Regions from separate parts of the Homo sapiens genome. Here all the other regions are linked to region 1. A link is a loop called in an ENCODE intact Hi-C map of the cell type or tissue named here. Cell type or tissue: IMR-90. All regions are shown on one strand. Each heading gives the region's core, and the rest is flanking DNA. Links, peaks and the distances in the headings are about the cores only. Region 1 overlaps LOC105373456 (a long non-coding RNA gene). Region 2 holds the start of LOC105373454 (a long non-coding RNA gene). Region 3 overlaps LOC105373456 (a long non-coding RNA gene).

The links. Peaks named below come from ENCODE experiments on the same cell type or tissue, not always from the same donor. Only the 100,000 strongest peaks of a DNase experiment are listed, where the experiment ranks them.
Region 2: it touches region 1 in a loop (9-fold over the local background); 7 of 110 quality-filtered maps call a loop at or near these places.
Region 3: it touches region 1 in a loop (2.3-fold over the local background); 8 of 110 quality-filtered maps call a loop at or near these places.

The regions. Positions count from the first base shown.
Region 1 is chr2:18,745,336-18,755,855 of GRCh38, reverse strand. The region is part of intron 4 of LOC105373456 (a long non-coding RNA gene); the gene reads right to left. Among named protein-coding and RNA genes, the nearest start is that of NT5C1B-RDH14, 160 kb to the right of the region's middle. In IMR-90, for the core only: a CTCF peak has its summit at 5,748; a DNase peak (open chromatin) is centred at 5,745.
Region 2 is chr2:18,382,270-18,392,789 of GRCh38, reverse strand. It overlaps LOC105373454 (a long non-coding RNA gene), which reads right to left and starts at 6,249. Exons shown (of 8, transcript XR_001739302.1): 1 at 6,029-6,249; 2 at 5,499-5,764. RefSeq lists a silencer at 4,868-4,997. In IMR-90, for the core only: a CTCF peak has its summit at 4,911 (motif pointing left); a DNase peak (open chromatin) is centred at 4,889.
Region 3 is chr2:18,886,323-18,896,842 of GRCh38, reverse strand. All of the region lies in intron 4 of LOC105373456 (a long non-coding RNA gene), which reads right to left. Among named protein-coding and RNA genes, the nearest start is that of LINC01376, 140 kb to the left of the region's middle. In IMR-90, for the core only: no CTCF peak of the experiment used is centred there; a DNase peak (open chromatin) is centred at 5,052; H3K27ac peaks cover 1,270 bases.

The sequences.
Region 1 (10,520 bases), core at 3,041-8,040:
ATTATAAAGTTATATATAATATATGATATATATTATAAAGTTATATATAATATATATTATAAAGTTATATATAATATATGATATATATTATAAAGTTATATATAATATATGATATATATTATAAAGTTATATATAATATATGATATATATATTATAAAGTTATATATAATATATGATATATATATTATAGTTATATATAATATATGATATATATATTATAGTTATATATAATATATGATATATATTATAAAGTTATATATAATATATGATATATATATTATAAAGTTATATATTATATTATATATTATATATTATAAAGTTATATATAATATATAATATACATTATATATTATAAAGTTATATATAATATATAATATATAATATATAATATACATTATATATTATAAAGTTATATATAATATATATTATATATTATAAAGTTATATATAATATATAATATATATTATATATTATAAAGTTATATATAGTATATAATATATATTATATATTATAAAGTTATATATTATATATAGTATATAATATATATTATATATTATAAAGTTATATATAATATATATTATATATTATAAAGTTATATATAATATATATTATATATTATAAAGTTATATATAATATATATTATATATTATAAAGTTATATATAATATATATTATATATTATAAAGTTATATATAATATATATTATATATTATAAAGTTATATATAATATATATTATATATTATAAAGTTATATATAATATATATTATATATTATAAAGTTATATATAATATATATTATATATTATAAAGTTATATATAATATATATTATATATTATAAAGTTATATATAATATATATTATATATTATAAAGTTATATATAATATATATTATATATTATAAAGTTATATATAATATATATTATATATTATAAAGTTATATATATAATATATTAAATATATAACTTTAATCCACTCCATAGGGTTTCATGGAGGCTTCATCACACTCTTCCATTCCAAGGCTACACAAAATACTATCCAGGGCACTGATTTCTTCATGGATGTATTAAATAATAATACATTCATCCATTCAATCAGAAAGTGTTTAAGGAATACCTACTTAATAGTGTTTGAAAGAGAGACAAGAAATCAAGCAATGAGCCTACTGGTTTAATGTTGAAATGGAGGAAAACATGATGGTCTGGATGCCCAGTGGAAGAGGTCAGCACCTAACCTGGACTTACAGTGGGAGAAGCTAGAAAGGATGAGGGCGGGGGATGCTACTCATCATGGAAAAAGAATGGTCTGAGCAGGGAAGAAGAGAATTGTCTGTGCAAATGACCAGAGCCACAGACAGTATCTAGGAAACAAAAGACTATTCTGCTGAAGCAAACAAGGAAAAAGGGATGGGTCAGGGTTGGCTTGTGAGCTGTGAAGGCTGAAGATCTGAGCAGGCATCAATCACATAAGCCCTTAAAAGCTAATTTTAGTGGTAAAAAACCATTGGAGAGGTTTTAAAAGGGCAGTAACATGATCACATTAGCATTTTCAGAATTTCACTGATTCTTGGCATTAGCTGGGCACTTTGGAGGTCTATGCTATACTTAAAAAGCAATCAAACCCTGATTATAACAAATCTATTAACATTTAACTGGAGTTGGATAATGGTTGTGTAACACCTGGAGATCACAAAATATTTCCAAATATATTTGTATATTTTATCATCATAACTATCTATAAGGCTACTGTGATTTTCCAATTTTTAGCACAGGGAAAGCTAAGACTCAGAAAAATGAAGTAGACTCTTGGGACTTGCTTTTATCCATGCCAGTTACACCCTATCAATGCTTTGTTAGCAACCTACTGCTCTGGGCCAGACGGAAAGTTCATGTGCTCACTTGGACAGCTTGTAACAAACAGCATAAACAGACACTAAAAACAGAAGGGCCAGTTGCAGTAGACTGAAATTTATGACTTACAAGATGATCCTGGCTGGGTATGGTGGCTCATACCTGTAATCCCAGCATTTTGAGAGGCCGAGGCGGACGGGTTGCTTGAGGTCAGGAGTTTGAGAGCAGCCTGGCCAATGTGGTGAAACCTGGTCTCTAATAAAAATACAAAAATTGCTTGGGCATGGTAGCAGGTGCCTGTAAATCCCAGCTACTCGGGAGGCTGAGGCATGAGAATCACTTGAACCCAGGAGGTGGAAAGTTGCAGTGAGCTGAGATTGTGCCACCACACACCAGCCTGGGTGAGAGAGCGAGACTCAAAAAAAAAAAAAAAAAAAAAAAAAAAAGATGATCCAGTAAAAAATGAAAAGACATGAATCTGAAAACCAGAAGATCTTCAGGGATTTTGCAAAGGTCTTGTTGACTTAATAAGGCATTAGTAGTAGTACTAATACCCTGTAGGTACTAATGCCCGAGGCTTGTCTTTTCAAAAGTGTTTTCCATGATATTAATAGCTGTTTTACAAGGAAAAGAAAATCTCAGTCAAATACATTTGGAAAATGCCATTTTCACCTCTTCTTCTTCGAGAAACTCTTACAAACTTGACTAGGGAGATTCTTTTTGCTAGGAAGGCTGCTTACTATCTTGCAGGATACCATTATTATATAGAACGCTTGGGGGAGCATTTTCATAAGCAGTACAGAAGATTGTTGCAGTAACCACCCCACAATTGGTCAGGCTTCTCCTGACTGATGCACACTCTTGTGCATTCCTCTTCCACTTCATTTTGAGTTGGGCTAAGCGATTTGCTTTGGACAGTGGATATCAACAAAGACAGTAAGTGGGTATTTATTAAAAGCCCACCCACCAGGGCTTGACCTCTTGGATCTCTTTCCACGAATCCTCAAGCTGTGAAGAAGTCTGGGGTGAAAGACCAAGTAGAGAGAAAGAGCCCAGCCATCTCAGCCATGCAGGTGAGCCCAGCCTCCAGCCAACTGGCCTGGTGCATGTTAGTGGTTTGAGTGAGCCTAAGCAAACACAGAATTGTGACAAATAATAAATCATTGTTGTTTGACATCATTACTTTTGGAATGGTTTGCTATGTAGCTACAGGTAACTGATACAGACAGTTAAACGTCCAAGGATGGCAGTGGTCCAAGAACGAGGGCATTTGAGCTCTATTGTGAACTCTGTTCTTTGCCTCAGTTTCCTTATATGTAGAAAGAAAAAGTCACAATAGATAACATCTAACGAGCCTTTCAGCTTCAACCTTATGTTTAATGTAAAAGGTATGTATTCCATGAAAATGTTCTACTATTTTGGCATCTGTTTGACCCCAAACTGCAGAGCTTGAGCTTAACATATATCTTGCATGTGAAAAAAGAGAGCCACACTTGAGAACTGGCAAATCAGGCTCCCTGTCCCTTCGGCTGACTTAGCCCAGATGTTACAATCGACGTATCCAAGTCTGGAGCGTGATTCTTTGCAAAATCGGAGGTGAGGTGATGGGCCAAAGGTCACAGGCTCTTCGACTCCTCACTTTTCCAGGCTCAGTGACTCTGTCAGCAGCAGCACGACCCTGGTGCTCTGAGCAGGGTTTGTGTTTACAGTGCACAGGACAGAAGAGCAACAAAAACCACCCCAATTCCCAGCCAAGCTTTCTAGCTGTCCGGAAGGAATAGGAGTGTGGGATCACACTCTGTTTATTTGTGGTTCTTTTAAGCGATGTCCAGAGACCTACATTTCATGCTTGTTTGAAAGTGTGTACGTAACTGGGGAAGCTGTTAAGCAGCAGTTGGCCTTCACTCCAGTTATTTACTTATTTAGTTATATGTCAGCATGCAGTTTATTGAGTCATAATTCTTTTCAGTGCTCTATGGTGACCAGCATTTGAGGGCATCAGAAGAAAGTCTGTATCTCATATTTATAAATATTTACCAGGACATCATATTTGGATGCTTCTATTTCAATTATCACAGGATTTTCGTTTGCTTGTTCAAAAGGGCTTTCATTGGTAATATGAATTACAAAAGAGGAGGGATAAAAGAAAAAAGAAAAAATATATTTGTTTCAGAGGGAGGAAAAAAATAAATGTCATCCAAAACAAACTGAAGCAAATTCCTTAAAAGTGCTTAAAACTATTTTAAGATGTGCAGATTCTAAAAAGTGAGAAAAAACAATAATTCATAATTATTGCTTTTTACCACGAATATCTAACCTAATGTAGAAAAGTATAGTTTAATTGTGGGAGAAAAATCAAATTTTTGCTATTTTGCATTGTGTGCATTGGCAGCATAAAAAATTGTTCTTCAGGAAAAATAAAATTCTAAATCAAGGGAGAAGAAAGCAGAAAGCTAAATGAATGTAGGACCTCAAAGAAATGCTACGGTTGTTACTTTTCTAAGAACACTGTCAACTACAATCTACAAGCAACATTTTCTAACTTGTACAATGTTGTAGAAATGTGCAGGCGGGATAAGTCCCTCTAACTCCTTTTGCAATACCTACAAGAATTTCACTCAAAGATGAGGCATTTTCCTTTGGCTGCTTGAAGGTTTTTCTGTGCAATACAAGAAGGCAAAGGCAGGACGACTCAGCACACCCCATGCAGAAAGAAACGACTGGGTTAAGATTTGTGTTCTTACTCATCTCTCCTGTTCACCTTTGTTTACTGTAATTTGCAGAAAAGAGGGGGTACAAGAGAAGCTGAATGATGGGGGATACTCCTCTTTTCTGTCTACAAGAAAGCTGAGTTACACCTAGGAACCAGAGCTACCTCTTCTTGGTTTTTAGGAAAATAACCACTGAAGACAGAACTAAGGAAGAATCTGGAAAGGTGTGGTCACTTCCTTGGCTACATTCTAACACTCATTTTTATAACCATCACTAGCAATCAGTCTTAAGAGATAAAAGTTTATTTGGAAATTCAGTCAGCATGTTAACTGTGGTTGAAAGCAAATGACTCCCCCTTCTCTCATTTTGGCCAGAGATTTACACCCTTTCCAAGCCAGCCTGGTCTTATTTATGTAACTGCACGAGAGAGTGGCTTCAGGTTGCCTCTTAAAATAACAAACCTATTTGTGCCTTGTGGGGCTGGGCCCAGACAATTGAAGCAACTTAGACCAAAACAACTCAGGTAACCAGAAAGTAGGAACAGGCAGCTTCAAGAGGCTTTTACCAAGATGTCTCCCCTTTAAATAAGACAGCCTGGTCCTGAGTCTGATTACTTAGACCTCAGAGATACGTAGAATTCTAAGGGACCACCACATGGTCTGGGTTCTGAATTGTTTCAGGTGCTAAAGGCCTTGAAATATGGACACCATCTTAATACAAAGCGTCTGTTAAGTGACACAACAAACAGACAGAAATGCTTTTTCTGCTTATCCTGGTAGACATAGGCATTGTAAGTACACTTTGGTGTCAGTTTTTGCTCAAAAGTAACCCTCCCCAAATTCCAGATGTTACACTGTAATTAATGCACACACACATCCACCCATAGTCATATACATGATATGTATTAATACATTTCTGTTATATCAAGAGTTATCAACTATTCTTTGTTACCTTTCATAAACCCACATGAAATTTAGAAGGAGAATAATCAGTGCTGTGCATAATTTGCAAAGGAGCTTAGATGAGGTATCCTTGGCTTTTTTCTCAATTCCAATGTCAAATGTTAAGTAAATCGACATTTCAGAGAGGAGAATAAAATATATTTCAATTTCAGCTAGGATAATAATACCATCCCTTTCTATAAAAGAAGTCACAAAAACTTTCTTTCTCCACAGGCTGTTAAATGGCGCCCCCTTCCTGTCAGTGGTGAATCTAGTCAAGGAGAAATATATATATGCACACACACATATATATTTAAACTAGATACATAATAAACTAGAAACAAATAATAAACAAGAAATATATGTATATATATAAAGAATGCTAGAAGATGAAAGAGAGAGGTATCTCATCTTCTAGATTTCAAACTGTTAGAGTTTGAAATGAATACTGTAGAATCTCAAGTAGACCCTTTTTTAAACATACAAAATAAACTAAGATTCAAAGTGGGGAAAGGTCTTATCAATTTATTAAATTATTCAAACAATTTTTAAGCAGTAACTGTGTTAATCACTGGAGATAAAGAAGGGTCCTGATACCGAGGGAACTCAAAATCTCATAGCGGAGGCTATGGGACTAAACGTAAACCAATTATTCCAATACAGGCCAAAAAGTGCTATAGTTGAGATGTTTCTAAAGTGTTGTTATAGAAATACTAAGTTTGCCAGAGCAGTTTAACGAGAGCTATCTAACAAGTAAGTTAGACAAATCACTCACCTTTAACTAGATGGTTAAATGTTGACCGGGCATAAAAGGTGGAAAGAGAATTCTGGACAACTAAAATGGAATTTCAAATTCTTAAAGGTTTGGAAAACATGTTAGAATGAGGATCAAGTACTTCCGGGTGGCAGCTGTGTAAGATCCATATGAGTGAATAACAGAAGGAGCTGAGTCTTTCATGTAAGACTGCAGGGTTTCAACTTCAGAGTCATGGTGATCACAGTTCAGTATGCGCTGTTATAGCTCAGTGCTGTCCTTTTGTTCCATTCAATAATCAGATCAATTATATAAAAAAAGGTTATGAGAGGCCAATTCTATGTTAAGCCTTGGAGTGCAGAAAAAAGGCTTCAGAGGTATCTTTTCTCTACATAGCCACAATATGAAGGTGTTATAAATCCACAGCAAGAACAGGGCAGAAGGCAGGGTCCAACAACATGTTATATACAATGTATTATATAGGGTCTTCATAAAGAAATAGTGAAAGGACTATATAGGTCATCTGTTATGCAAATGGGAAAGGGAATATGAAAATACATATAAACCTAATTTTTTAACATAAGGAAACATGAGAAGGGTTAAAATAAACAAAATTTGTCACCTAGATAGCAGAGGAGCAGGAATGAAGGGGTGACACTCCTCTGAGTGTATAATTTTGTAGTTTGGACTTTGGGAAGCATAGTAGTATTCCACATAGTAAAAAATAAAATTAACAAAGATGGTAGGGAAAACCTCAAACTAAATGCAAAAGAAACAAATCCAATTGTATTTGAAATGAAGAAAATAATGTTCTCACTCATAAGTGGAAGTTGAACAATGAGAACACATGGACACAGGGAGGGGAACAATACACACCGGGGCCAGTCGGCGGCTGGGGTGAGAGGGGAGGGAGAGCTTAGGACAAATAGCTAATACATGCAGGGCTTAAAACCTAGATTGACGGGTTGATAGGTGCAGCAAACCATCATGGCACAAGTATACCTATGTAACAAACCTACATATTCTGCACTTGCATCCCGGAACTTAAGGTAAAATTTAAAAAAAAGAAAAAGAAAATAATCATACTGAAGAAAAAATAAAATGAATGCAAGCAACTATAGAAGACAGTATTGTTAATATATTACTTCAGTCTAGGAAATTGAACTAAAACAAATCTGCAACTCCCGAGTATGTTTTTAATATATAGTCATTTGGGTTCAGCAATTCTAAAACTAATTTTGCTATTGTAGAATAGAGTAAATGTGTTGATGTCATTGCGAGCCAAGACTCTCACTGTGGAAGAAGGATGACAGAAATATAGTAATGGAGGGAAAAAGGATATTAAGGGCATGACTGGTGCAATTGACAAAACGGAATATGCAATGCAGATGCAATAAAAAATGTATTATTGTTACATTTCCTAAATTTGGTAACTGTACAGTGGTTACATAAGTTTGTAACTTTTTATTTTAGAAAATACATATGAAGATCTTAAAAGGTAAAGGAGTACAATATATGTAAACTATTCTCAAATAGTTCAGAAAAATTACAAAATATGCACATGCATGAGTGTGCACACATGTACGCACATATATTAAAAGATTGTAATAAAGCAAATACGGTGAAATGTTAAAAACTGATGAATCTTGGTAAATTGTATACAGAAGTTTTCAGTAATATTTTTGCAAACTTTCTGCTAGGCTGAAGCTACTTCAAAATAAAATTTAAAAATAAACAAATCCATAGAAGATGTGTGACCAAGTTTCATCTAATGATGTGAGCAACATGTGCCCAGTTCTTTTAATTAGTCAGGCAGCAACAGGCTGGCAACTCCAAATTGTCCTTCAGCACTGAATGTGTGTGCACATTTAGAGCCACTTTTAACAAGCACATAACAAAAAATCCATATACCTCAATTCAAGCCCCTAAGGGTCATCCAGGTTAGAGAACTGGCCTTGATAACTATAATGCCACACTCCAAGTACGGTCTTGGTGACATCATGAGCAGGACAAACATCCTGAAGAAAAGGGTTCCAATAATGCCCCCCCCCCCCCGCAAAATGCCTTAGCTCAGGTGATCCCTAGACAACGTGTTTTTAGATGAGTTATGACATTAATGCTGAGTTCTCTTCCTTCATGGCCATCATATTCTATCTTAATGAATGCGAAATCAGACAGTAAGGAATGAGGAAAAACAAGGGCATGGTATTATAGCTTTGCAAGCTCTATTCACAGGACAAATTATTTTAAAAGTTCCACCCCTGCCCCGACCTTGTTTTTTGTTTTTTTGTGTCTGTGGTTTTGTTGTTGTTTGAGACAGGGTTTTGCTATGTTGTCCAGGCTGGTCTCAAACTCTTAGGCTTCAGCCATCTTCCCAGTCAGCCTCCCAAGTAGCTGGGACTATAAGCACATACCACCATTCTCAGCTATGCCTTGAAAGATTCTAAAGAGGTGATACTATGAGCCAGATAGAGTTCTGGAAATAGAGTCCAAGTAAATTTGAAGTATCATGACTGACAGTGTCACTAATATTGTATATATTGAATCCTAATATGCCAGATGGTTTTTCTTCATTTTACTTTATTTTTTTTCTTTGACACGAAGTCTCACTCTGTTGCCCAGGCTGAAGTGCAGTGGTGTGACCCTGGCTCACTGCAACTTCCGCCTCCCGAGTTAAAGTGATTCTCTTGCTTCAGCCTCCTGAGTAGCTGGGATTACAGGCACGTGCCACCACACCTGGCTAATTTTTGTATGTTTAGTAGAGATGGGGTTTCACCATGTTGGCGAGGCTGGTCTCAAACCCCTGACCTCAGGTGGTCCACCTACCTCGACCTCCCAAAGTGCTGGGATTACAGGTGTGAGCCACCGCGCCTGGCTGGTTTGCTTTCATATAGTACCTTTCAGTCTGCAGAATGCTCTCAGGCATACCATCTCTATAGCAATAATACTGTCAATAATAACCATAGCAGTTATTTATGAAGCATTTATCCCACAGGGATTACTCTTTTAAGTGCTTAACACATATCTCATTTAATTGTTATGATAATCCAGTAAATAATTATTGTTATTCTCATTTTATATGAAGCTCAGATACATTAAACAACTTGCCTGACATAACAGACAATAAGTGGCAGAGCTAGAAGTCAAACACAAGACTGGCATTAAAATCTAAGTTCTTGATCACAATGTTCCCCATAATGGCCTTATGAGTATCATTTCCATTATTCAAATAAAGAATTTGAGGCCCTAAAAAGTTGAAGTATTTATGTAAGGTTGGAATAGCCTAGTCCAGGTCATTTGACTCTGAATCTGACATCATTCCCATTCTGATGCTACAAGAATCACATAAAACACTGCATAGAAGGTGCTCAGTAAATTGTGAAATTTGTGAATATAAGAGGATTAGATATCATTACCTTTAAAAACTTCCTCAGTGCATCATGAGAGCAAGCAGCAGCTGGAATTAAAAGGAAAGCTGTGCTGCTCTGGAATTCAGTCTGGCAATAAGAAAGTTAAACATACACTTGCTATTTGACCTAGCAATCCCACTCCTAGGTATTTACCCAAGAGAAATGAAAATATATGCTCACATAAAAATCTGGATGGAAAAGTTTATTGCAGCTTTATTCATAACTGCCAAAAACTGGAAACAACCCAAATGTCTTTCATCTGGTGAATGGATAAACACACTGGAACATCCATTCAATGGAATAGTATTTAGCAATAAAATGAAGTGAATTACTGATGCATGTGACAATACGGATGAACCACAAATGCATTATTCTAAATGAAAGAAGCCACATTCAAAAATTCGCATACTGTATGATTCCCCTTATACGATATTGTAGAAGAGGCAAAATATAAGGATATAGAACAGCGGTAGCCAGGGCTGGGTGTGAAAAAAGTATATTAACTGCAAAGAAGGGTAAGGGAACTTTTTTAAGTGATAGAAATATTCACTATCTTCAACGATCTGGTGGTCACGTGATTGCATGCATTTTATTAAAAACCATAGGACTTTATTCATAAAAGGGGTAAATTTTATTGAATGTAAATTATACTCCAATAACCCTGACTCAAAATAAAAAAAAAAAAAAAAACAGATTCTCTAAGAGTTGGCCAAATAGGTTGATGGGCACATTTGGCATCCTTCTGGCTTACTGGAAACACCTTTCAAGAAGGCATCAATAGGCCAGGCATGGTGCGTAATGCCTGTAATCCCAGCGCACTTTGAGAAGCTGAGGCGGGAGGATTACTTGAGGCCAGG
Region 2 (10,520 bases), core at 2,805-7,804, 360 kb after region 1:
AGCTTTGGGGCTGTGGCTATAGTATTTTCTAGATACAGAATCATGTTATCTGCAAACAGAGACAGTTTGACTTCCTCTGTTCCTATTTGGATGCATTTTATTTCTTTCCCTATCCTGATTGATCTGGCCAGGATTTCCAATACTATGTGGAATAGGAGTGGTAAGAGATGGCATCCTTGTCTTGTGCTGATTTTCAAGGGGAATGTTTCCAGCTTTTGCCCATTCCGTATGGTGTTGGCTGTGGATTTGTCATAAATAGTTCTTATTATTTTGAGGTTTGTTCCTTCAACACTAGTTTGTTGAGAGTTTTTAACATGAAGAGATTGAATTTTATCGAAATCCTTTTTTGTATCTATTGAGATGATCATGTGGATTTTGTCTTTAGTTCTGTTATGTGATGAATCACGTTTATTGATCTGCATAGGAAGAAGATATTTAGCCCAAAATGATTCAGTCAGGAAATCAAGTTGATCTGGTGTTAAAATTGTCCAGTTTTTTTCCAATGGTATATCTCCAGCTCCTGGAAAAGTGGCTGTCACCAGAAGGTATTCATTAAATATTTTTTGACTAAATTAATGAATTAAACAAACATTTTCTTCATATACTCTAGGTAACTTAGAGGTCTCTAGGAGGGGTGTTAAGTGTAGCAATTGGGGCTGGTTCCTGCAGCACTTGATGAATACTTTGCTTCAAAACAAGCCACTTCACAAAGAAGAATCATTAACAAGCTGCAGTTGGTTTTCATGTACTGCAAAGGATTTTTGTCTGTGATGGGTAAGCAAGAGGCCCATGTTCAACTCTCTCCTTTTCATAGTTATATAAGCAACCTGTGTCCACAGAGATGCTCTCTGTGGTTTATGTGTTCACTCATACTCTGTTACACATGGTTTCTTATTTTAAGTTAGAAACACTTGTGTGCATAGATCAGCTCAAAATCAGAAATTAAATGCAACATGGGAAGCACTGGTGGGGACCCAGCTTCCAAACATGTATTACATGAAAATAGTAAGACTTTTCTTTAATGTCAATTTAATTAAAGCAAATAAATTATGCAATGTTATTGGCTTATTCCACTGCCCTTTTACCAAAACAGAGTTCTCTGTGCACATAGTTTTTTTTTAACATTTAATCAATAAACCACAGTGATCTGAGCATCTGGCTCCCTTAATAAGGGGATTGTGGAAACCCTGGGCAGTAAATTAGATTTAAGAAAATTTCTAAAATGAGAGAAAATTACATTATAAATATGACATTAACATTCCAAGGCACCAGAACCTCCTTGAGACTGCAGAGTCCCTGAGCTAGGTAGGGATCTATACAGAGCACAGCAAATACTTAGATCACTCTTAAGATGTGGACGGTCAAACCTGTCAGGAATAGTAGCTTCATGCCAAATCTGCAGGAGCCCTTTCCCTTCTTGACCACTGGGCAGCTTCTTTGACAAACACCTTTTAGGGATTCTGAGAACATTTCACCCCCTGCCATCTCTTGGCAAAGAACAGCTGAATGCTAAAGGCATATTTTCTCAAAGTGCTTGTTAATGACTTGACTGTGGAATTACTTGCTGGGCTGCTGCTCTGGAGTGGTCATTACAATATTTCATTCTTCTTGCTTAATTTCAGGCTGTGCTTCCTCCATACATAAATACATCAAGCTATATAAAAACCAGAACTTTTATCTGCATACAGGGGTTTAGAGAGTTCGTTTCTCCTGCTCTGTAGGACAAGAAAAATCATTGTTTCCCGCTTTGATTTAGAGATTTGATTTATGCAGGTTTGCCTTTCAAGCTTCTGTTTCAGATGTGCTAACTCTCAGGTTTGTGTGCATTTGCTTGGATTTACTGACATGAGTTTAATTCCTGATTTACAACCTGCAGGCTTCAGATGAAGAATGAATTTTGATTTAGGGTAACACATTCTATATGGCTTCTATTTTCTACTCAGATTCAACTATTAGTTGGTTTTAGCACAAACTGAGTTATGGCTTTTCCTAAAAGGCCCTTTTTTGATTAAATTAAGATGGATTGAAAACCAAATCTTTCCCATATAACTACATGAAATAAAGTCCCTTCCTACAAGTCTGACTGACATGAAGTGGGGCCTCCAGAGAGAAGCTCCCCTGCTTCTGCACAGTTCTGCTGATTCGTGGCTGAGTATTGAAATCTTCTGGTTCTTCTCTCATGATCATAGGTTTGTTTCTTCATTTATCCATTTTCAAAACTCTTTGCAAAGATCTTTTACAGTCGTGTGTCACAGGATAAGCAGAAAAAGTTCTACGCCTTGTAATGTGTTGATGAACATCCAGTGTCCTGAATCACCCCAAACACACAAGACAAGTAAAACAACAACAACAAAAGAAACCCAGCAACACATGTAAGTCTTAATGTGCATATAATTTAGTATATTCTTCTATTTGGATCTTTGAGATATGCTCCTTAAAAGTTGGAAAGCTCTTGATGTATAATTAATAAAAGTGGTCTTTTCTCCAGTCTCACTTGGGTAACAGTTTCTTGAACTGATCAACCTTCAATCTGCCAAGGATCTCCATTTGCCTCAAAGATATTTATAACCATTATAGCAAAAATGTGAAGTGAAAGGAAAAGGTAACTTCTGATTCTATCTCAAAACTATAATTTAATGGCAAACCCCATCTTTAACATGGCCTGGGTGACTTAAATATAGAGTTTTTTGTTTGTTTTGTTTTGTTTTTTGTTTTTGTTGTTTTTAAGACAGGGTCTCACTTTGTCATGCGGGCAGTAGTGCAGTGGCCCAATCTTGGCTCATTGCAACCTCCGCCTCTGGGTTCAAGCAATTGTCCTGCCTCAGCCTCCCGAGTAGCTGGGGCTACAGGTGCATGCAACCACATCTGGTTAGTTTTGTATTTTTAGTAGAGACAGGGTTTCACTGTGTTGGCCACGCTGGTCTCAAACGCCTGATCCTCAAGTGATCTGCCCACCTTGGCCTCCCAAAGTGCTGGGATTATAGGTGTGAGCCACCGCATCCAACCAATGTAGGGTTTTACATAAGGAAGACTAATTGGCCTGGAAGAGGAAGAGGTGAGAACCTGCCCTTTGTGGCGATTATTGGGCAAAAAAGGGAGAAAGGAGAGCAGAGTGATCAAGCACTGGATGTTCTGAAGAAGGAACACAGACATATCAAGAAAGGGCTGGTGTGCCAGCAAAGGTATGGGATCAGAGCAAAGGCCAGGGTCAGGCCTTTGAGGCTTGAGCCAAGCAGTGTGGACCCAGACTCCAGCCGAGCAACTACTTTACAATCAGGAAGAGCAGAGGGTCGATATCACACCTCACAGATACCCTGCTCCCATAGCCATCAACACAAAATCACAAAGACACAGCCCTCTGCCATAAACTCAGCTACCAGCTTGGAGAAAAACAGAGGAAGAAAGAAAACACCCAAAAGCTGAGAGTTTATTTGGATTATTGACCAGAAAGAGAGTTATTTGAAGAGGCAGCTTTAATTATGCAAATGAACAGAATTGACCAGAGAGGGGCATATACAAAAGATGAAATCAGTTATCAAAGAACAGTAGATATATATTTTATTTGAATTTATTTATTTATTTACAACTCCAAATATGTTTGCAGCTTGTTATGATTATTGAAATGCACTAATCATTGTATCTGTGTATTAAATGACTTATTAAAATTACCTAGGGCTGGTGCAGCTTGTTTTGATTATTGAAATGCACTAATCATTGTATCTGTGTATTAAATGACTTATTAAAATTACCTAGGGCTGGTACAGCTTGCTGCAGATCCTCAGGAATATTTTAATATATTGATTGGTGTATCTATTATTTATGTAATGCACTATTTAATCACTTGGTTTCTTTTAATGGTTATTTTTATGCTAACCTTTTTATTTATTGCATGTGACACTAGTTTTCCAGTTATAAAAATGACATAAAGTTTCCTTTTAAAATTAAGTTTTTTAAAAAAGAGTTGATTTAAAAAAATATTTAATAAATAATAGTGCAAATGGATAGCAGACATAGCAACAATTATAAAGTTGGTATCAAAATGTCTGAAGTTTGAGAGGTGATACTCTAATGAAAATTATGGGATCTTCATCCACAAGGAAACTTGAAATGTGCACAAGCACCTAATAATCCTTTCGATAACTGGAAGCAACAGCACCAGGCTGGGCCCGTTAAGGGAAGGCTGATTGGTTAAGAAAATCATTCAAAGAATAAAGGGTACTCACATTGGAGCTCTTTTTATGTGCTGATGCTTTACATATATGGTTCTAATTTAACCTTTACAGCAGCTCTGTGATTACATTTTAAATGAGTACACCAAAGGCCTGAGAGTTAAGAGATGGATCCAAGTTCATGTAGCTAGTAAACAGCAAAGCTGAAATGTGAACCCTACTCCCTAAGAGCCAAGATATGTACTAAATCGAAGAGTTGAAGTTTGTCACTGAGATTCATTAAACAGCTATCCAAAACAAACAAACAACAACAAACAAACAAACAAAAACAGCTGTCCCAAGAGTAGTTGGGCCTATGTCTGTCTCCTTTCAGATTTCTCAAACCGCAACTGGATGTTGCTGCCCCAAGGGATGAAAAGGAGGAAGACAGTCCCTTAGCCAATAAGTAAAGAAGACGGCTCAGAGACCTTGACCTCTGAGACCGTGCCCGGGATGCACCTCAAATCACCAGGGTGTGACCGACCACTCATGGGCAAATAGCATGCGAGGTTTGTCTGTTGTGGTCATCCTGCGGCTAAACTAGAATCCTAGCCTGGGGAGAGTCAGCAGTAGTGTCTCTTAGTTTATAATTCATTAGAAAATGTCAATCCCCACTTCTTGGGATAGTTCAAGGGTATAGTGACAGGAATCTGAGTTGGCTACTGGTCGGTTAGGTCGTTGGTTTCACAAGCAAATGCTTCCCCCTAGTGGCTATGGCTGGTCATTGCATGTGCCTCCTCTCAGGACTCACTTCTGGAAAACTCTAAGGTGACTGTGCAATGTGGGTCACAAACAATTCTCCCTCACCTCCTACCCCCAGTAACTGCCCCACCCTGTAATATTCCTCAACAGTCCCTCTGTGCTTGCTGGACTGCCTTTGCGCCTCCTGCCCACCCTTCCCAAGGTATACTGGCTGCTTTCCAGACTTCCGGGTCCCCTCGTCCAGGACACTGGTTCTTCTCTCCTGTGCCTGGACCAGGCTGACAGCTCTTTCTGAGCATCTGCAGGCCCTGAAGCTTTGGGGACAGCGCCCTCTCCTGCTAACTTCAGTTTCACGCATGCAATTGACTCGCCCCCAAAACCGGATTGGAAAGTCTTCTCCAGACTTTCTATCCCTTAATGCAACCAGCCTAGAGAGGACTAGGCCTGTGGGTTAGAGGGATTTTATTAAATGCTGAACTCTTTTAGGAAGATGACTGAATCAGTCAAGGTTTTTCAGAGAGATAGAACCAATAAGCTAGAAAGAGACAGAGAGAGAGGAGAAATGATTAATTAAGGGAATTGGCTCACTTTGTAAGGAAGGCTGAGAGGTGTCACAACAGGCCGACTGCAAGCTGGAGAACCAGGAAAGGCAGTTGCATGGTTCAGTCCGGATATGAAGGCCTCAGAACCAAGGAAGCCGATGGTGTAACTCTCAGTCTCAGGCCAAAGGCCTGAAAGCTGGTGGGTGGTGGAGGTGGTAGGGACAGGGAATGCTGGTGTGAGTCCTACAGTCCAAAAGCCAGAGGAACTGGAATTCTGACATCCAAGGGCAGAAGGAGAAGGGCATCCAAGCTCTGGAAGAGAGAGAGAACAAATTCACCATTACGTTACCTTTTTTTTTTTTTTTTTTCCATCAGAGCCCTCAGTGGAGTGAATGGTGCCCCCACATTAGGTGAGGATGGCTCTCCCTTATTCAGTCCATTGATGCAAATGCCAGTCTCTCCTAGAAACATCCTCAGAGACACACTCAGAAATAAAGCTCTACCAGCTAGCTAGGTGTCCCTGAATACAGTCAAGCTGACACCTACAATTAACTATCACAATGACTAAGAAAGTACCTTGATTTCAGTAAGTCATCTTCTCAGACTCCTTTTGCAGCCGTACCCTGGGATCCTACAGGAAATAGAAGAGGAGAATTGTGTTTCTCTGAAACTCATCGCCTCTGCAGTATGACCCTGGGCTACACTTCCAGATAAATCTTCCCAAAACTATCAGCACTTACTCCAAGAACTCCAGCCCAAAGGAGCCAATCACTGCTTCCCACTTCACTGACACCCACCACCCCGTCTACTTGAACCCTCTTAATTTCCCAAACTTCTAATCATTCATCAAAGTTCAACTAAAATGCTTCCTGGTCCACAAAACTGTCATTATTCCCTAAGGCTTCAGCCTGAGATATTTCCCTCCTCCCATCTCCCTATTTGTTCTGAGACTTTCTTTAGAACAATTGTCACTTTATTACCACTACTGCTGCTATTGTTGCTATGGCTAATTCTACTCTTTACTCTTATTTCTTTTTAAATTTTATTTTAGGTTAAAGGGGTGCACCTGCAGGTTACCTGGGTATACTGCATGATGCTGAGATTTGAGGTATGAATTCCTGTCACCCAGGTACTTAGTACCCAATAATTTTTTGACCTTTGCCCCCTCCTTCCCACTCCCTCCAGTTTCTATTGCTGCTATCTTTATGTCCATGAGTACTCAGTGGCTAGCTCCCAGTTATAAGTGAAAACACGTGGTATTTGGTTTACTGTTCCTGCATTCATTCGCTTACAATAGTGGCCTCCAGCTGCATCCATGTGGCTGCAATGGACATTATTTCATTCTTTTTTATGGCTGCATAGTATTCCATGGTGCATATGTATCACATTTTCTTTTCCAATCCAAGCAAAGTCTACTCTTTATGGCTTTCCAGTGGTTGGCTGGAGGAAATAGGAAGACTATGAAGGAGTCAACCGTTCTGAGTGGGGACTAACCCTAACATAAAATTCAGGAAAACACTGGGCAGAATATGATTAATATTAGGAAAAAGAACATTGCCATAATAAGAATATATTCATGCTTATTGTGTGCCAAGTGTTAAGCAAAACATGGCTTACTTAATGGCTTCTTAAATATATTCCCCCAAACCCAATAGAACACGCATAAAAGACCCACTTTATAGTTAAGAAAGCTGAGGCTCCTAGAGATAAAGTAGCTATCAGCTAATTGTGGCCACAACAATGTGGGATAACAGCCACAGAACTTTACTGGCCTACAATGATCTGCCTTTATTTACTCATGGGACAGAAGGCTGAGGCTGGGCTGATCTCAGCTGGGTTTGGGTGTTAGTTTGCTAGGGTTGCCATAACACAACACCACAGGTTGGGTGGCTTAAACAACAGAAGTTGATATTCTCACAATTCTGGAGTCTGAGGGTTTAAGATTAAGGCCTGGCTGCCGGCTTGCTGTGTCCTCACCTGGTCCTTTCCCTGTGTGTCCAAATGTCCTCTTATAAGGATACCAGGCATATGGATTAGGGATTCTATTGGCCTCATTTTCACTGAATCACCTTGTTAAAGGCTCTATGTACAAATATAGTCACATTCTGAGGTACCGCGTTAGGGCTTCCACAGATGAAGTTGGTGGGGGTGGATGTAATTCAACCGTCGCAGTTGTTGGTGCGTTTGTGGAGAAGCTGATCCTTCATCCATCTGTGAATCAGCCGGAGGCTCTGCACCTACTTATTCATTAATTCATTCAACACATACTGAGGCCAATTGTGTGGAAGGAGCTCATGAGGTACAGGAGATATAATCGTAAATTACACAAACTTTCTATACTCTTGTAGCCTCATGGGGGATACAGACAATTGCAAAAGGTTATCTTAAGAAATAATAGAGTAACAAACACAAGCAGTGGGTATTAGAGTCTTAGATTTGGCTTCCTGCAGGAAGTGACACATTGGAGCTGGAGCCTCGCTCCCCACATAGAGAACAGAACAGAACACAACACACCTTCCTAGTATAAGGTAATGTGCTTGGGAAAATGTCTCATTCATGCTTACACCAGTATGATGCTTAGCATATGGACTAACACATAATAAGCAGTACTCAAAAAATATTGCCTAAAAAGACCACAGAATCAGTTTGGGAGGGATCAAGGACCCATTTTTAAGTTTTTTTTTTCCCTCTCTTGTTTATCTAGGTATCAAAGAAGAAGTAAGCACAAAAAAGAAGTTGTTAACAAGAAAAATTGGGCCTTTTATCTACCACACTGAGATTAAATAAATAAAACTGATTTGAAAAATAACTGAAAGTTATCAGATGAAAGTAGACACATAAAAATAAATACTATAACACTATCGGCACATATGGAAGACAGGCCTGATTTTTGTCCAAGAATCTGGCATTTTTCAAAAGTGACTCAAAATTAGGAAAACCAGAATCATAAATAAAAAGGCTGATAAACTTGTCTACATATTTTTTAAACTTTTGCATGGTAGCATACACACATACATACACACACACACCTGTGAGGTTGACATTTAAATAATAATTTTTTAAAAAATAATTGCAGCATATATGAAAAAAGAGTTATATTCCTAATCAAAGACCTTTCAGAAAATAACACCCAAAAGAAAAGTAGACAACTCAGTCTATACTAAAAAGAATGATAAAAAGTAAATGTATGATACATATAATAAAAATGTTAAGTCTCACTATGAATCCAAGATATGTAATTAAACACAAAAGACATACTTTATCATCTGCTGGGAAAAATTTAAAACATTGGAAATTGCCTCTTCCAATAGGTGTTGGTGGGAGTGTAAGTTGGTACAGCTTTCTAGAGGAGCATTTGATAATATATATCAATATGTGCAATGTTAATCACCTTGACAATTCTAGAATGTTCAGAGATAACTTGCCAAACTGCACCGATGTTGCACAAAAAGATTCATTGAATATTTATTACAAAAACTGAAACAAAGTATTTATCCGCAGGAGAACATTTATAGATTAAGTTTTTTAATAGATATAAAGTGAATCAAATTTTCTATTTATCCTTATACCAGTTTCTAAAATGTGTATCCTTTAAGGAATTTGTCAAATTCATCTAAGTTGGCAAATTTGTTTGTGACACAATATATTTGCTCATACTATTGTCTGGTTATCTGAGTAATCTCTTTAGGGTCTGTAGTCATGCTCTTTTATTCCTAATATTGGTAATTTCTATCTTCTCTCTTTTTTCCTGATCAGCCCAGGTTTTGGTTTCATTGTTTTTTTCTCTATTAAATTTCTGTACTCGATTGCATTGATTTTCCTATAATCTGTATCATTTATTTCTTTCTAATTATTTTGGGTTTAATTTACTCATCTGTTACTGGCTTCTTAAGGTAGAAGTTTAGAACAATGATTACAGACCTTTCTTTTTTTCTAATATGAATATTTAATGGTACAAATTTCCTCTAGACACCATTTTTTCTATCCCACAAATTTTGATATGTGTTTTCATTAGTATTCAAATCAAAAGTTTCTAGTTTCCCTTATAATTTTCATTTTGATCCATAGATTGTTTAAAAGTATATTGTGTTTTTTTAAAATAATATTTGGGGATTTTCTAGATATCTTGTTACTGGTTTCTAATTAGGTTCCATTGAAGTCATAGAAAATACTCCCTTTGATTTTAACCATTTAAAATTTATAGTTACTCGCATATGATCGTTCTCATAATTGTTTTATATGTTCTCAAAAAGAACGTGTATCTTGTTGGTTTATCACCCTCTGAATGTTGATAAAGACTGTTTGATACTGATCTTCAGGTGTTTGAGAACCTCATCAATTTTGTGTCTACTTGTTCTATCAGTTACTGAGAGGTGGCACCTTGAACATTTACCAGCAGTTCTGTGTGGAGTAATTTACTCAGCTTACAACTTGGTATTCCTTCTTTGCCTAGCCTCATGAAGTGTGACCCTATGTGTTTATAGCTTAATGTTTACCAAAAACTCAAGGAAGCCCCTTTGCAGATATCTGGACCTCTTTCTCTGCATAGCTTCCTTCTGTCCTGTATTCTGCCCTGGAAATTACCACCAACTCAGCCTCCCAGATTTCAAATACGTGTCTCGTCATCTGAGCGAGTCCACCGTGCTCCTGTAATCATTCTCACCTTGTGCTGCTGCCCAGAAAGTGCCTCCATACAGAAAGGCGGCGCCATCAGGGCTTACTTTGCCGATTTCCCTTGTCTCTGTGGTCCCAGTTTTATTCTGCCGGTTGTCTAATGTGTGAATGTAGTTATTTTATATATTTAAAAGCTCAGTTGTCTGGTTGTTTGCAGTGGAGGGAAAGTCTGGAACCAGGCATTCCCTCATAGCCAAAAGCTGAAGTTCCCAGTTGCCCGATATTAATATAGGATCACCAGTTTTACTTAGGTTAATATTGTTTAGTACATTCATTTTTCTAAATTTTTAATTTAAACCCTTCTCTGTCCTTATATTTCAGGGGTATTTTATTTAAACAGCACAGAGTTGAGGTTTTAAAAATACAGGCTGAAAGTCATTTTCTTTTAATGAAA
Region 3 (10,520 bases), core at 1,984-6,983, 140 kb before region 1:
TCATGCCTCAGGATTCAGCACAGTGCTGGAATCCAGCAATCACCTAATGAATGTAAGCATTAATAATAGCTACTATTCCTACATTAACTTTTACTGTTATTGTTTTATTGATATTATCACCATCATCATTATTGGCCAGAGTGGTTTTAAGTGCATTTCCTTTACTAAGTTCAAATCTGCTACCTCCTGGAGGCAGCAGGATCCATCTCCTTGATTCTGAAGGCTGTGAAACAGGCAGGCTGTTTTAGCCCACTTCTCTTTGAGAAGGGCTTGAGGCCCGTTTGGGGTAAAAATCTGTGTAGTTTCTCATCCCTGGACTTCAAAGTGGCTTTATCTCTCTTGGCAGGTTAGGCTACCAGGAATACTGAACATATTTCTGTCACACCCATTGCCAAGGTTGCAATTTGAGAAAACAAATAGGGATTTACAGATAGCAGCTTTCTTCTTCTTCTATTGATAGCCTGAGATAATTCATGGCTAGGTTTGGACAAATGCAAAAATGTGCATTTAGTTTGGATTTGGATTCATTCCTCATGAATATTAGTCATCTCAGCCCAAAATGCAAGCATTTCTCTGTTTCAACAGATGGGAAGATGTACTGTGAAATCATACTGTAGCACAGGGAGAAAACAAGAAGGCTGAAATTAAATTTAAGCATAAGTCTTGGCACAGTGGGATGAAGTGTGCATCGTCATATATTTCCCTACAAAATAAGGAATGTGCTTTTAGGTGTGGTTTACATTCTTGTAAAAACAATGGGATGGGAATATTTATCAACCATGTTTGCTTGCTGATTTAACTCCCTATAGGAGTGTTTTTATGCAGATAACTCTTCATGCAGAATTTCCTTTTACTGAATGCTCAAATCAGAGACTGGCTCAGAATCTGTCATGTTCTATTGATAATGATGAAAATATGATTCTGAGGCCCTGTTACTTTCCTGGTCCTCTTCTGCTTGTTGGCATTCCATGGCCTTTGGAGGTCACTTTTGGTGATTCCCACTATCATGGCAGAGACCAGACCAGTATTGGACAGCTGGTGGCCCTGGGGAAAGGAGGTGAAAGAAATGGGAGAGAAATATGAAAAAAAAATTTAAGAAAGAAAATGAAAGAAAGAATGAAAGAATTAAAGTGGGAGTACTTCAAGTTCATGTTTGTTCTGTTCCATCACACCGATTAATGGAATTTAATAAAATGCACGTATTAATTCCATTGATAAGTTTTTGTTAACTGTCTACTTTGTATCAGACACTGTGATAGGTACTGGGGTAAAAGTAAACTGTTATGATAACAAATCCAGAATCCACCTAACATTGAATAGATAAATACACAACTCTAGTTCCCATATTTTTTCTGAAGATTTTCATTAACTGGTGTGTCAATATGACAATAGCACAGTAATTCCTGCCCTCTAAAAATAAACAAAAGGCCATACAAGACATTGAAGTTCCTTTTATATCAAAGAATGACTTTTACCATAGTTTGGTTTAATGTTTTCCTATTAACATTGGAATTCACTGAATGCAAGCAAATCCGATGGACTATATCTAATAAGTTCTTAAGATAATGTTATTGATTATCTAGGAATTCTCATTGACTTTTCAGTGACAAAATACAGCTTCTCGAAAGTAATTCTGGTTAGAGATCACAAGAAAATTTTTCCAGAATAATAAATATACAGAACATTAGCCTTGTAATAGATTGTAGAGATTTGTTTTTTCTGAACACCACCTTCATTTATGGATGAGACAAATACAGTAACTGAAAGAGTCACTAAGGAATGATTTTATTGCAAGTATTTTTAAAAGGTAGATCAAACACAGCTAAATTTTGTCAAATACCTGTTATGTTCCCAGTTTAGTCACAGGCACATTTATAATACAATCCCTTTTAATCCTACTTAGGATACTGGGAGGCAAATACAATGTTTTCCATTTAACAGGTGAGAAAACAGAAGCTCAGAGAACATAAGTCCCTCATCCTGGGTCACACAGTTAATCTCCAGAATTCAAGTGAGAAGTTTCACTATCTGTTGTCGTAGTTAGTAAGAAATTGTACTACCTAAATTCTTTGAGTTACTTGTATATTTAATGAAAAATCTTTTATGAAACTATTTTGCCACTTAGCCTTTTATGCTAGAAATAGAATTGAGAAGATTTTTGCTATTTATATGATGTTTTAATTGAGAAATTCAAATATCGTTGGGAATAAAGTATCTTTATACTGGTAAAAAAAAAAAACATAAATGAAATAAAATATCAGATTGTACTTATTTATCAGGTTCCCAGGTTCTATATCAAATCATTGGCTAGATTGATTGCATAGTATTTGCTAATTCTTTTTAAAATATATTTTTAAATTCTTAAAAATAAATATTGAATAATAACTATAAAAAAAAAAGATGTCAGGGAAAACAGGAGTGAAAACAAGGTCACTTTTATAGCCTTTTAAAGAGGAAACTCAAAGCTTTTATAGCCCCAGCTTAGCTCTAACTGGGTGGGTAATTAGTCTCTATAACATGGTCTCACTATGCAGATACATGTGTGGAGTAAAACAGTTGTGCCCAGATGACTCTCCTCCACTCCAAGGCTGCTGTCTCAAAATTACTGGAGGTGATCATTTAAATATAGGTTCCTATTTCTGACCTCACAGATTTCAGCAATTTTGGAATGGCTCAAAAATCTTTATTTTATTTATAGCTCCTTCTGATATTCTGCTATTCAGCTTTGCAAAACAATTGATTGTGTTAAGAATATTCTACTTACACAAGATACTCTGTTCAACTACGAGGTTTTTTTAATCATATTAATTGTGGAGGCTTGGGAAAATCAAGTCAAATTTCTGAACTTTATACTCCACACTATAGATGGAGGGAAACTGAACCTTAATGATATCTGGGCCACCACCCAAGGCCACACTTCACAAGAGATTGTGTGTGTAAAAGTATTTTAAATTCTAAAGTTGTTTACAATGTCTATAATGTTAGTGGCTGCGCCAGCAACTCTGTAGGTAAGGAAGTAGTTTTGAGTGTCATATCATGTACTGTCCTTGGTACCTTACCTTCTCAACCATCAATGTTCATGATTGCTTGAAACAGAAGGTACAGAACTTTCTCTCTGTTGCATCTGCAAGGTTTCCAGGTCCCTTGTCCCCAACCCATAATCTCTGGTTTACCTTTCCTTGATTTCTGACTTTGTATTTAGTGCTTGTGCTCTGATTGCCTCCTAGGGCACGGTACTTCCTCTGGTTACCTGGTTACACCCTCATGCCTTGTCTTCACTCTGCAACCTGCAAAAATGAATTAGCCCCTCCCTCTTTCTAGCGGACATCTGGTTCCTGGAATTCCATTATAGACATAAGTTCTAGTATTCTGGTTGTTTGGAAGAAACAGAGAGCAATCATTCTGCAAGTTAAATATTAGTATCTGCTATTTAAAAATAAATGAGAAAAATGAGTCTCAGTGATAATAAATAACCTTCCCAAGCTCCGCAACTACTAGGTAGAACTGGGATTTGCAGCTGGGGCAAATCCCAGTTCAGTGTGGCCCTGAATTCTGAGATTGTTCTACTAAATGATTGTAGCTCCCGAGGCTCCCTGGAAAATGGAAACTTCAGAGAAGAAAGGATAAGACAAAGACTTACATCTTATTTTACTTTGCCACACATATTGATCTACTTCAGCAGTAGATGGATTACACTCTGCCTTTGAGGACCATCCTCATTTTGAGGAGTACTTTCAGTTGCTCAGATAAATTTTCTCCGCTCTAGTCTATGTGGTCTTTGCTCCTGAAGGGAAGACCCATTTTTCTGTTTACCACCAATTTCACAGACCACAGAATTCACCTAAAATAATTTGTCTGTGCTTTACCTATTTTTTTTCTAAGTCAACCTTTTGCTGCTCTTCTAAAAGTAGAGTGTTCTCGGGCCCAGGAATCTGAAGACAAAGGTTAAGAGTAATATGAATCATTTTCTTTTCTTTTATATCACTTTTTTATAGTTACTGTGTGAATCTTTGGTTATGCCTATCACTTGTATTTTCCTATTAGTTTATCCCCAAAGCTTAGGACAGAGCCTGGGATAAAATACTTGTTCAGTCAATAAATAAAGAGATTCTTTAAATTTTTTGTATCAACAATACAATTATGAGGCAGGTCAAGTTAGGAGAGTATGCTGGAAAACTCTTTGTCATATGCTATCTGGTTCAGTTGAACAAAGCGGTGGTTTCTAAGTGTAGCCCATTGGCCACAGTGACCAAACAGAAAATATTGCAGGGCTCTCACTTTTTACCAGGCTCTCTGCTTCGTGTTAAGGGAAGACAGCATCAATTAAATAAGGTATTTACAGGGCACATATATCACTGGTTATGAGATTAGATTGTACTTAAAGACCACCCACCCCAGAAGCTCTGTGCATTGGGTTTCAGCTCATAAGTAGGGTGGTTGGGTAATGGGGGAGACTTGGAATTAGGAGGTCAGAGGGAGTAGACATCAATATTAACTAGAGTGGCTATGAAAGGCTTTGCACCCAGAATAAGTAAGGGAAGAATTGGTGATAAGAATATGCTTGGCTTACAGCAAGAAAAAAACAAAACAAAACAAAACAAAAACCTGTCTTGCTACATGATGACTTTTGGTGAAAAACAAAACAAAACAAACAAAACTGTGAGATACCATTGAGGCACAAACCGAGAACTGAGGCTGAATTGTGAAAAGTGATTTCGGTTTTGTTTTCTTATGCCAGGCTAGAGTTCTGACCTTTGGAGCTCAAACTTAATTATTCTTTCCCCTAAGGAGAGGTCCTCATTGGCTTATTGTAGTGGGAGCAAAATTGATCTAACCATACATAACTTTTCCTGTGTTTAAAAGGCCTTTATGTTTCTTTCAACTCCTTAAATTTTCAAAGGGAGGGGAAAAAGCATGTTTAGTTGCTTAATATTTCTGTATATCTTAAAGGACCCTTCATATTTATCATCAGAGACACACCAAAGCACATTACAAGTAATGCAAGCCATCTGGTGCTTTGCAGGCCAAAATCAGTTGATGGTTTAAGAGTAAAAACCATCCTTTTGTTAACATTTTTCTGGAGCACATCACCAAAGAATGCATAGCCTCTCTCTGCATTTTTCAGAAAAGAACTGTCATCTTAGCTCCTTTCTTCGGGTTTCTAAGTACTTCTAGGATAGGCAGGATTGATCTGATTTCTTTTGATAACTCTTTCAAACCTGTCTAAATCACCTTCTGAATATCAGTGAAATGGTTTAAAATGTGTACTGTGGATCTCCAGGTCTACCCACTTAAATCGTATCTAATAAACTTGCGTAAGGTTAGCAAAACCTCCTTATCTGGGACATAGGCTAACCTGTGTCCTTTGGTCTAAGTCAAGCACTGGTGATTGGTAAAGTAACTCAGAATGACTACTAGAGATTTGGCATTTTCACTGATTCCTTCTATTTCAAAATTCTGATTGAGTCTCAATTCATGGATCTCATTCATTGAGAATGCTCACTAAAATTCAATAGAGACCTAAAGAATAAATGCCCTGTGTATCCAGCCACTTACCTACTCCCCAAAATCTCCATGCTCCTTCCTATATCTACATATTTACATGTATTGCCCCCAAGTAATTCAAGGCCCATCCAAAAGACTAGCTCCTTCAAAAACTCTATTTGATCCTACTTCACCACTCCCCTCCACCCTACTCTGGCTAGTTTATTTTGAATTACACATAGTTTTATTAAATTATATTATCAGACTGTGAGCTGTTTAAAAGGCCAGAACTATGCCTGATTAAATGCTACATCATCCAGCCTTGTTGCCATCATGGTAACGAGCATAATTCTGAAATGTCATTATGCCTATGCCTATGCCTAGTAAATCATAGGAAGAAAGTACATGCTTGCATAAAGAAAGATGGGTAACGAAATATATCTGAGTTGAATTTTTGTTATATACTTAGTTGTATCTTTGAAGAAAGGTATTATACAAAAGAAAAAATATTACTATCATGAATACAGCAGTTGAGTTTGGTGCATGTAAAATTTTCCCAGCAAAATACTTCTGGAGGTAAATCTTAGGTTGAAAATCTTGGATCTAAAAAGGCTTACCTCCAGCAGAACTTTGCTGGGAACATTTTACATGCACTAAACTCAATTATCTAATTTCATCTTCTCAACAATTCTGAGGAAGTGGTTACTATTCACGTATTACAGATGTGTAAACTGAAACGCAAAGTAGTTAAAATGCTGACTTGGAACTATATCAGTACTCATAAATTTAAATGCTTTGCTTTTCTCTCTGGTACAAGGAGTTAGCTGGAGAGGAAAAGGGCAAATAATATGACACAAGGTGCCAGAAAAGAACCCCTATACCATTATCTGTGCCCCTATCCTGCCCCTGATACGAGAAAACTATCAACTTTATGGAGGGAAGTAGTATGATTCTGTCTTAACCTCTAGCTTTTTCTTTGAGTTTGGGCCCTTCCTTTAAGGAGAGGGCCATGAACTCCCAGAGGTCCAAGAATTCCTCCTGCTCCTGGTCACTAGGCATGTCTTGGAGTAGGGATGATGGTGTATAAAACCCTACTGGCAAAGGAAAAAATATGACTCACGGTAACATGTTGATTTCCATTGGAGCAGCTGGAGAGAAACATGGTTTCTGCCAACATCCACTGACGTCTCTTTGTGCCAACCTCCCAAAATAGAAATCCCTGAGAGAAAACAGGAGCATCCCTCAGAAACACAAGAAGTCTGTCTGGGGTTTAGTTACATATAAAGATTATACACTGAGCATCTAGGCTTCTGCAGGCCCCGCCCTGTGCTGAATTCTCACCAGGACTCCCTTCTTCTGCCCTCAGTCATTCAGCAGCCAACAATGCTCTTGGTGATGGGTTTCTCTTAGAAATGCTTCCCATTCTAGAGAAATAAAGTACCACAAGCATGAAATTGACATTTTGGCAAGTAGTGCCATTTGCCACCTTTCATCTTCCCGCAGGTTTCATTTTATTTAAATTAAGTCTTTCTGGTGAACTGGGGCTATTAACCCACCAAAGTAAATAAGAACTACACACACCAAAGGTAAAACCTTAGGCAGAGACAATGGCATTGCTAGCTTATTTGCTATTCCAAGTGACATTTCCTCAGATGTTTGCCGCCCTGCTGTGCAAACATAGCTACACATGAAATAAAGTAAAAAGAAAAAAAAATTAAACAGCAGTTAGTGGTTGGATGTTATTTCCAGTTTGGAACCACTGACAGGCTAGCTATAGAAAACTCTTCCCTCTGTTATTACAAATAACAGTTTGTGGATGGTGAAAAGAAAACAGAACTGAATTTTCTTTTAACTTCAAGTACAGAAGCTAGTGTGCCTATCATTACCACCACATTACAATACATTATGGGAGAAGGTCATAGTAACTTTAGAGGGGTTATTTCCATCCATGTCTCTCATCCTCTCAAAATTGTTATACTGGGACCAGGCTGATGCCAAATGCAATGCTAAAGAAAACACACCAAGTTGAAGTGAGCTAATTAGAGAGAATAAGACAGAACCAAAAGGTCAATGCATAGGCCCCAATACTGAAACAGGTTTTTTGTTTTGTTTTGTTTTGATTTTTTTTGCCACAATGCACCCTGACAAAGCAGCGCAATAAACATCCCTGCTTCTCCACTTTCAGTTCTCCCTGTGTGCCCACTAATGATTTTCCTTTCTCCAAGGACCTATCCTTTATCTATCCTTTATCCAAGGACCATATTTGCGGTCATTGTCAATATCCATGGAATCAATCTAGCAGCAAATCAAATTCTTCCACCTCTGTCAATTCATAGAATTATGTTACTACCTCCTTGCACTGATGATGATGGTGATGATGATAGAAAATAATATCAATAAAACAGCTAATATTAGCAGTTTTCTACCTACCAGGGAATTTTCTTATTTAAACCACATAACTCTACAAGTTAGTGATTAGGTACTTTCTTTGTATTTTAGTTATGTGTCTAATTGCTGTCTTCAGATGGAATATACATGATGAAGGATCTGAGTTTACATAACCACAACCTTCAACCCTGTCCCTAGGTAGTCCCTAGTCAATGCAATGAAATAGAACAAATGTCCATGGGAGAGACTCACGTGTTTCAGAATACTTGGGGTATGGTGATCATATCTGCTCTAAATAACCAACAAAGATTACATCAAAACAATAAATATGCATAAAGAAACAAACAAAAAAGGCCAGACTATTAGAGTGTTGCTCGTTTACCTTGCGACTTGGCTGATCATCTTCAAGGGACATACAAGTAGACTAACATTTTCAAATGACTATAGCCTGATAATTTGTACTCAACTTATACACGTGGTTCCTGAATAAAGGATAATGGATAAGAATTGCCTTGAGTGAGAGACACAGTTCGAAGAGCTCATCACTATAATGTTTATCTCCATCTAATATTTTTTAGGAGTTGGAGGACATGACCTTGAGTCAAGGCCCTGAAGTTGGTATCACTCTTAGTAAATGGGCCACCACACATGATGGTACTCAGCTCCTCGTGGCCACAGCATCATTACTTAGGAGGCTTCTTCCAGTTTTTATTATTTTTTATTTTATCTATTTTGTTACTTTTTTTTAGATCATGCTCTCTCACCCAGGCTGGAGTGTAGTAGCGTGATCATGGCTTACTACAGCCTCAACCTTCCGGGCTCAAACAATCCTCCCACCTCAGCCTCCCAAGTAGCTGGGACGACAGGCACATGCCACCATGCCTAGCTAATTTTTGTATTATTATTATTATTATTATTATTTTGTAGAGATAGGGTTTCACCATGTTGTCCAGGCTGGTCCTGAACTCCTGGGCTCAAGAGCATCTTCCTCAGCCTCCCAAAGTCCTAGGATTACAGGCATAAGCCACTTGCTCTTCCAGTTTTTAGACGAAAAAGTTAACATAACTCTTTTTCTTTTTCCTCTATAAAATGGACTGAAGCAAACGAGGAGAACATAAAACAGAAACAGGTATGCTATTTTGATGAGTCTATGGAACACCTATAACTCCAAACCACAATGTATAAATAAGGGCCGCTAGGAGAAATAAAATGGTAATGACAGTAAGAGAGGATGCCAAAAAAGGCACCTAGCTTCAAAGACCTTGGGCCAGAGCCAGATGTGCATAATGATTATTTCTTTGAAAAGATACAAGAAGTATGCATAAACTCATTGTACAAGCCTCTTGGAATCCAGTTAGACTCTATGGCATACTAAGCAAACTATGGTTGGATAGCAAAGGAGCACTATCTTTGAAGAAGGAGAGGCCCATTGTGGGCAAGGTGCTAAAGAAAGAATGGCAATCGGCCAGGCGCGGTGGCTCACGCCTGTAGTCCCAGCTACTCGGGAGGCTGAGGCAGGAGAATGGCGTGAACCCGGGAGGCGGAGCTTGCAGTGAGCCGAGATCCCGCCACTGCACTCCAGCCTGGGCGACAGAGCGAGACTCCGTCTCAAAAAAAAAAAAGAAAGAATGGCAATCAAACAGCCCTGAAACTTAAAATTACCTCTGCGTGTGTGTGTGTGTGTGTGTGTGTGTGTGTGTGTGTGTGTCTCTGTCTCAGTCTCTCTCTCTCTCTCACACAAACACACAGACACACAAACACACATGCACACACACACACACACACACACACACACACATCTGAATCCTGTAACATCATGTAGTTTTACTGTAAGCAAAAGATGTTTTATTTTCTCCTGGCTTTTGTTTTTGCCCACAGGACCAACTCCATGAGTTAGTGTTGGTAAACAGACTCTCAAACTCCCTGCCTGCTACTCAGAAGAGCTTCCGTTCATCGTTTCTACCCACTCATCCCTTCTCCACAAAATTCTTTCATAAATATCTTGTTCAGAAAGAATTCCCTCTGTTCAAAGGTAATTTAAAAAACACAGTAACAAAAATAATTCAACTTGTCAAATCTATGAAACATATATTTTTAATTATAAAGAAAATGAGAAATTTAACTGGACAATAAAAAGATGGATGAAGGGCTTGGTGTGGTGGCTCATGCCTGTAATCCCAGCACTTTGGGAGACTGAGGCAGGTGGATCAGCTGAGGTCAGGAGTTCGAAACCATCCTGACCAACAAGGTGAAACCCCATCTCTACTAAAAATGGAAAAATCAGCTGGGCATGGTTGTAGGTGCCTGTAATGCCAGCTACTCAGAAAGGCGAAGATTGCAGTAAACCGAGATCGTGCCACTGCACTCCAGCCTGGGTGACAGAGCAAGACTGTCTCAAAAAGAAAAAGAAAAAAAAGATACATGAAGAACCACACCATAAAAAGTACACCATAAAGAAGCAGAAAATTTTGCCACGTATTTTCAACAAAATTTGAGAATTTAGAGGAAATAGGGCCTTTATGGGGGAAAAGTCCAATGTGGAGCTAGAGAGAAACAATGAGTAAAAGATTAGAACACCAAACTGTCAGAGGTAAGGGAAAACATGTAAGAGGTAAACAAAACATCAAAAGGAAGCAGAAAAGAAAAGA